Regions from separate parts of the Homo sapiens genome. Here region 2 is linked to region 1. The links are chromatin contacts, found by Hi-C or POLR2A ChIA-PET in ENCODE. All regions are on one chromosome and are shown on one strand. Each heading gives the region's core, a stretch centred on a gene start or an enhancer-like site at or near the end of the contact. The rest is flanking DNA. Distances are from core to core; before and after follow the strand shown. Region 1 overlaps ANKFN1 (ankyrin repeat and fibronectin type III domain containing 1). Region 2 holds the start of NOG (noggin).

Region 1 (3,150 bases), core at 640-3,139:
TATATATGTATAGTCCCCATATTTATATATCTAGTTACCTGCCCTTACTACCACCGCCATACACACATACATCCCTATTTTCTCAAGTTGATGTAAGTCTCTGGAATAAGAACAACTTTTAAACTTATCTTGGGGGAGCTGGAAGGAAATGGAGAGCAGGCATGGTAAAGCTTTCTCAGGACCAGGTGTGGCAGGGGCTGATCCTCAAGAAAGTTATTTGCAGGAGTTAGAAACTCAATGAGAGTCTCTGAAGGAAGCAGGGACCGGCACTGGCGGGGAAATGCATAACATGGGAAATGGCCTCAGGGCTTCACTAGGAACCCTCCATTTGAAGGTGGAAGTACCAGGAAGCATTGTCTTATTTCCATCTCCCCTGGCCTTTTGTACTCACTCTCCCTTTTGAAGGAAGTGAGGGACTAGTGCTGGGGAGACCGGAGCCAGTGGTTTTGATTCATGGCAGGGAAGGAACAATGTACAGACGGGAATCCTGTCTCCAGGATTAATTAGCCTGGTGGATGGGCCAGGAGCCTGTGTTTCTCCCACTGACCTAAGCAGCACCTTCTATACCCCAGGAGGCTCTCTGCAAACCAACGGTCTACAGCAATGGTTAAAACAGCAGTGTGATGAGCAGCCAAGGGCATTCCAAGAAGTTGTGTTGTTTATCCCCAAACTACCTCTCCATTTGTGTGAATGAGTGGCATGATTCATTTTCCATAAACAGCGTGGGTGAACAGAAGGGGAAAAAAATCCAAAGGCTGGGGACTGGCATTTCACTTTGTAGAAACTGCCAAGGAAAAGTTTTCTTCATTTTGGTATCCCTCTGAGAAGAGGCCAATTCTCTGAAACAAGAGGCTGTCCACAGCTGGGTCACATACACTGAGTCTGAGTCTTCACACAGACCCATTAAAACTGTCCAGGCACAGATGAGAAGATAGAAAACAGCAGGGAAACAAGTGATTGCAATGCAAACTCTACCCAGACATACCCTGAGGTCTTAAGGAAGAAACTCCTAGCTAGCAGGGCTAGCAAAAGAATCAAGGAAGGTCTCTGTCCTGGCTTTTCTATTTATCACCCTAACATTTAACCTCCTTGATCAAGATCTTCTAGAACTTAATCCCCAGCATCCTTTGGTATTTGCTGTTATCAGGAACAATAATAATAATAGCAAAAAAACAAAAACAACTCTGTGTTTAATTGCAGGCTTACCATGTTCTTGTTATATACATGAATGACTAATATAGTTTATTTTATACTCTCTGCTTTTCTGAAAGGTAAGTATTATTATCCTCACTTTATGAATGAGAAAAATTAATCTCAACGTGATAAATAACTCTTAGCCTCTGATGAGACAAAGTAGAACTTGATTTCAAATGCATGCCTGTCTAATTTGAAAGAATGCATCCTTTGGAAAGGCTGTGATGCACTATTCCTTTTATTTGCCTTTTAACTTTAGGGAAAATGGTATGTCTACTCCTCTTTCCCTCAACAACTCCTGTAGCTTTCTTATTCTGCATCCTTGATTGCAAGCAGCATCTTCTTCTCACTCTTTCACTTATCTGATTTTTAATTATCATATCAAGTGAAACACCAAGACATCAGGCTGGGAGGAACTGTATCCAGCAGATTCAGGACCAGGAAGCAGCAAGCAGGTGACAAGCTCAGTATGATACAAAAGGCAGGGCCATGAAAGCTGCCATGCTCAGTGCTAGGAGGTGGCAGTGAGAGCTCTTATTGGTCCCAAGAGCAGGACATGGGAGGTGCCAACTCAGAGTCTAGAGGCTGAGCCCAGGATTAAGAGCCAGGGGAGCTGCCAAGTAATTGGAGACAGGAGCATGGGATGTATTTGCTGAAACAAGCTGTTTGGCCTGGAGAGCCGATGTGGGGCATCCAGGGAGTGCTGGAGTGGGAGCACTTTCTCAGCTGGCTCTTGTCCCACGCTGTCTTAAAGGCACTACCTGACAACTGATACTACCGGTCAGGCAAGGCCCATTTCAGGAAGTCCTCTGGAACCAGCCAGCAGACAGGGACACACTGATCCCTCCCTGGAGCACTTGTATCATCTGTTGTCGGCACTGCACACTTAGCTCTTAGCAAACGTCATGCTGTGTGGTTAGTTTTCAGTCCCCACCACTGTGATACAAGGTCCTAGAGGGCAGGCTGAGAGCAAGAATGCCAATTACACTTGTGAGTTGGCTTTCTCCATCCATTCCCTGGGCCTCTATCTGACCCTAAGTAAAATTTGTGAAAGTGGATTTTATCAACTAGCTCCAATAATTGTAGTTTTAGAATGATGTCCTCAAATGTCAGCTTGCCTGTGGATCTCTCTGTGTGCCTGTCCACTGCTAGCTCCTGGCTCCCCTCTCTGGTCACTCCTCATCACTCTTGGGCTCTGCCACTTTGCCACCTGGCGGTTGTCCACACACTCCTGCCTTCACCCTTTGCCTTCTGTTCCCCCTGCATAGAATGTATTTCCCCAGACATGGGTATGGCTTCTTTCACCACCATATTCAAGTATGTGCTTAAGTATCACCTTGTCAGTGAGGCTTTCCCTAACCTTCCTACCACCCTGGTTTATACTGCATAGACACCTGTGCTTCCTACGCCTTTGTATTTCCCCATAGAACTCAGCATGCGTCACCTTGCCATATACTTCACTCTCTCTCCCACAAGAATAGAAATTATAGGAGAAGAAGGATTTTTGGCTCTTTTTTTTTTATGGTCCCACCCCAGCCTTCCAAGTAGCTGAGACTAAAAATGCACACTACCATGCCCAGCTATTTTTTATTTTCTTTTTTTGTAGCAACAGGTTCTCCCTATGTTGCCCAGGCTGGTTGTGAACTTCTGGCCTCAAGCGTTCCTCCCACCTTAGCCTACCAAAACGCTGGGATTCCAGGTGTAAGTCACCACACCCAGCCAGATTTTTGTCCTTTTAACTTACTACTGTACTGTCTCTCCAACTCCTAGAACAGTGCCTGGCACAGAGAAGATACTCTATAAATATTTGGTGAATGAATGAGTAAGTATCAGCTGGGAAATGTCAAAATTCAGATATCTGAGACCCACTGATCCCAAATATTAATTACTTGGCTGACATTCTCCACAATCTGCCCTGAGTATTCCTTCCTCATCAGGGTAGACTCCTGCCTCCTT
Region 2 (3,210 bases), core at 685-3,184, 420 kb after region 1:
ACTTTAAAATTGAGGGAAACGCTTTCAGCGGAAACTGCCCACCCCTTTTAATAGAGGTTTTGCAGAAAGACTGTAGTATGCAACAAAGTGTTTTCTTCCTTAGACAGATGATAAACTTTGGGAGTTGGGGTGGGGCAGGTTGAAAGGAAAAACCAGATCTTTGGGGAAAGAAAGTTAAGCGATTTAGGTTGTCACAATGGGACCTCTTAACTCCCACTCCATGGAAGACTGGCAAATACTTGAGTCATCCACTCCAAGTCTCTCTTCTCCAGCTTTTTCCAGATTCCAATCACATTCACCACAAAGAAAACTGAGTTTGCATTTTAAAGCTGAGATTGAGTTCCTCGTCCAAGGGGAAATTAACCGGAGGTGTCCCTTCAGTACCCATCTCCCATCAAAGAGAAACTGCTTCTGAACAAGAGAAAGCATCGTGGAGGTTTATTTAAAATCACAGAAAGGTAGGGCTGGAAGAGAAATCTATTAATAGTTACGTCACTAATGCGAAAAGTGAGAAAAATGACTTGTCCGAGTTATATCAGGGTGGACCCCGGGCAAGACTCAGGTGCCTCTGCTGTCAGCTCACCTTTCAAGTTTCTGGTCCCCACTCGCACCCACTGAGACCAGAGACCGATTTACCTGAGGCAGAAGGTGCTGCACGCATTCTTGTGAAATTTGAGGGGACCGAGAAGGAATCTCAGGAAGTTTGTTTACACTGGGGGCCTGGAGACCTTCGGGAAAATAGCCAGAACCAAAACGGACCAGTCAGCAGACGCAGACACACACAAAGTGACAGGGACACAGAAGCAGAAGCTGAACTGGGCAGAGCGGGCAGCGGCCGACCCACCTCGCACGGCCGCCCCCGCCAGCGCCAGGTGCAGGGCTCATAGCGGGCCAGCAGAGGGCGCGCCGCCCCCAGGGAGCCGAGCGGCGGCCGCGCGGAGCCGGGCGGGCTAGGGGAGCCGCAGGCGAGCCAGTCGCGCCCCTGAGGCTAGGCCACTCAGGGTGCAGGACCCGGCCAAGGAGGAGGAGGATGGTGAGGAGCGGAACCCCCTCGTGGGCCCGAGGGGCAGACAGACAGGAGTGCTTCCTAAGAATTACATCACGCTGCGCAACGCTGCGGCTCTCGGACTCCCTGGTGCAAAGGGGGGTGGGGTAGGGGCTGTGTGTGTGTGTGTGTGTGTGTGTGTATATATGTGTGTTGGGGGGAGGGGACTTAGAGCAAGAGCCCGGGAGAGAAGAAGACGCGCTCGGGGAAAACGCTCCATGCACATGGAGAAATTTCTTGCTCCGAACTGCATGCACCGAGAAACGAGCCCCCAGCACTTCCCCGCTGCTCCCCTCCCAGTGCAAAGCACCCAGCTAGTGAGAAACCCTCCAGCCCCACCTCAAGCACCGCCCCCCCTCCCCAAACACCGGCTCTGCACCCTCCAGCCCGGCTCCAGCGCCGCCGCGAGCTTTCCCCAGGACTGGCCCTGGCGGGGCGCCTAGAGCCCCAGTTGCATTGCTCCAGGAGAAAGGAGGGGGGCGGTGCATTTTGCAGGAGGAGGAGAAGGGGGGTGGGTGGTGGGGGAGAGAGAAAATTGCGCGGAGACCTGCCAAGCGCCACCGCCGCCGCCACCGCCGCTGCCGCCGCCGCCGCCGCCGCCTGTGAGCTCCGGCGGGCAGCCGGACTGTCGGCTTCCCGGGGCATCTGGGTCCGGCGGGGCACAGCCCTGGGCGCTGCCGAAGCCGCCGCCGCCGCCTCCGCGGCGAGTACAGGCGGCTTCCCCCGGAGCCTGTGCAGCTCCAGCTCCTCGGGGGTGGAGAAGTGGGGGGTGGGGTTGTTGTTTGGGGGGAAGAAGGGGGAGGGGGCAACGCCGAGAGAGTCAGTGGTTTCCATGGTGATGGAGCTGAAAGTGCAGGAAATTTAAAGGCTTGGACCCTGCGAGACAGACAAACCGGTGCCAACGTGCGCGGACGCCGCCGCCGCCGCCGCCGCTGGAGTCCGCCGGGCAGAGCCGGCCGCGGAGCCCGGAGCAGGCGGAGGGAAGTGCCCCTAGAACCAGCTCAGCCAGCGGCGCTTGCACAGAGCGGCCGGACGAAGAGCAGCGAGAGGAGGAGGGGAGAGCGGCTCGTCCACGCGCCCTGCGCCGCCGCCGGCCCGGGAAGGCAGCGAGGAGCCGGCGCCTCCCGCGCCCCGCGGTCGCCCTGGAGTAATTTCGGATGCCCAGCCGCGGCCGCCTTCCCCAGTAGACCCGGGAGAGGAGTTGCGGCCAACTTGTGTGCCTTTCTTCCGCCCCGGTGGGAGCCGGCGCTGCGCGAAGGGCTCTCCCGGCGGCTCATGCTGCCGGCCCTGCGCCTGCCCAGCCTCGGGTGAGCCGCCTCCGGAGAGACGGGGGAGCGCGGCGGCGCCGCGGGCTCGGCGTGCTCTCCTCCGGGGACGCGGGACGAAGCAGCAGCCCCGGGCGCGCGCCAGAGGCATGGAGCGCTGCCCCAGCCTAGGGGTCACCCTCTACGCCCTGGTGGTGGTCCTGGGGCTGCGGGCGACACCGGCCGGCGGCCAGCACTATCTCCACATCCGCCCGGCACCCAGCGACAACCTGCCCCTGGTGGACCTCATCGAACACCCAGACCCTATCTTTGACCCCAAGGAAAAGGATCTGAACGAGACGCTGCTGCGCTCGCTGCTCGGGGGCCACTACGACCCAGGCTTCATGGCCACCTCGCCCCCCGAGGACCGGCCCGGCGGGGGCGGGGGTGCAGCTGGGGGCGCGGAGGACCTGGCGGAGCTGGACCAGCTGCTGCGGCAGCGGCCGTCGGGGGCCATGCCGAGCGAGATCAAAGGGCTAGAGTTCTCCGAGGGCTTGGCCCAGGGCAAGAAGCAGCGCCTAAGCAAGAAGCTGCGGAGGAAGTTACAGATGTGGCTGTGGTCGCAGACATTCTGCCCCGTGCTGTACGCGTGGAACGACCTGGGCAGCCGCTTTTGGCCGCGCTACGTGAAGGTGGGCAGCTGCTTCAGTAAGCGCTCGTGCTCCGTGCCCGAGGGCATGGTGTGCAAGCCGTCCAAGTCCGTGCACCTCACGGTGCTGCGGTGGCGCTGTCAGCGGCGCGGGGGCCAGCGCTGCGGCTGGATTCCCATCCAGTACCCCATCATTTCCGAGTGCAAGTGCTCGTGCTAGAACTCGGGGGCCCCCTGCCCGCACCCGGACACTTGATCGATCCCCACCGACG

The links. A loop is a pair of places that touch in the nucleus more often than their neighbours do. ChIA-PET counts read pairs that join two places held with the same protein, here RNA polymerase II (POLR2A). Pooled maps may share reads with other maps.
Region 2: a loop to region 1 is called in a map of gastrocnemius medialis, with 5 times the contacts of the local background. The contact joins the promoter of NOG here to the enhancer-like site in region 1. A Hi-C loop is called at or near these places in 1 of 168 maps with a recorded cell type or tissue (gastrocnemius medialis) and 1 of 50 pooled maps. POLR2A ChIA-PET finds 5 or more read pairs at or near these places in 1 of 52 experiments (AG04450).

Annotation. Positions count from the first base shown.
Region 1 is chr17:56,170,847-56,173,996 of GRCh38, forward strand. All of the region lies in intron 1 of ANKFN1 (ankyrin repeat and fibronectin type III domain containing 1), which reads left to right. Among named protein-coding and RNA genes, the nearest start is that of ANKFN1, 19 kb to the left of the region's middle. Within about 2 kb of position 1,890, at least 5 of the 41 ENCODE cell types and tissues checked have a DNase peak (open chromatin) inside an H3K27ac peak, as active enhancers do; they include gastrocnemius medialis, where a contact is called at or near this core.
Region 2 is chr17:56,591,765-56,594,974 of GRCh38, forward strand. NOG (noggin) reads left to right here and starts at 1,935. Exons shown (of 1, transcript NM_005450.6): 1 at 1,935-3,210. The coding sequence starts at 2,460. The coding sequence ends at 3,158. RefSeq lists a silencer at 788-997.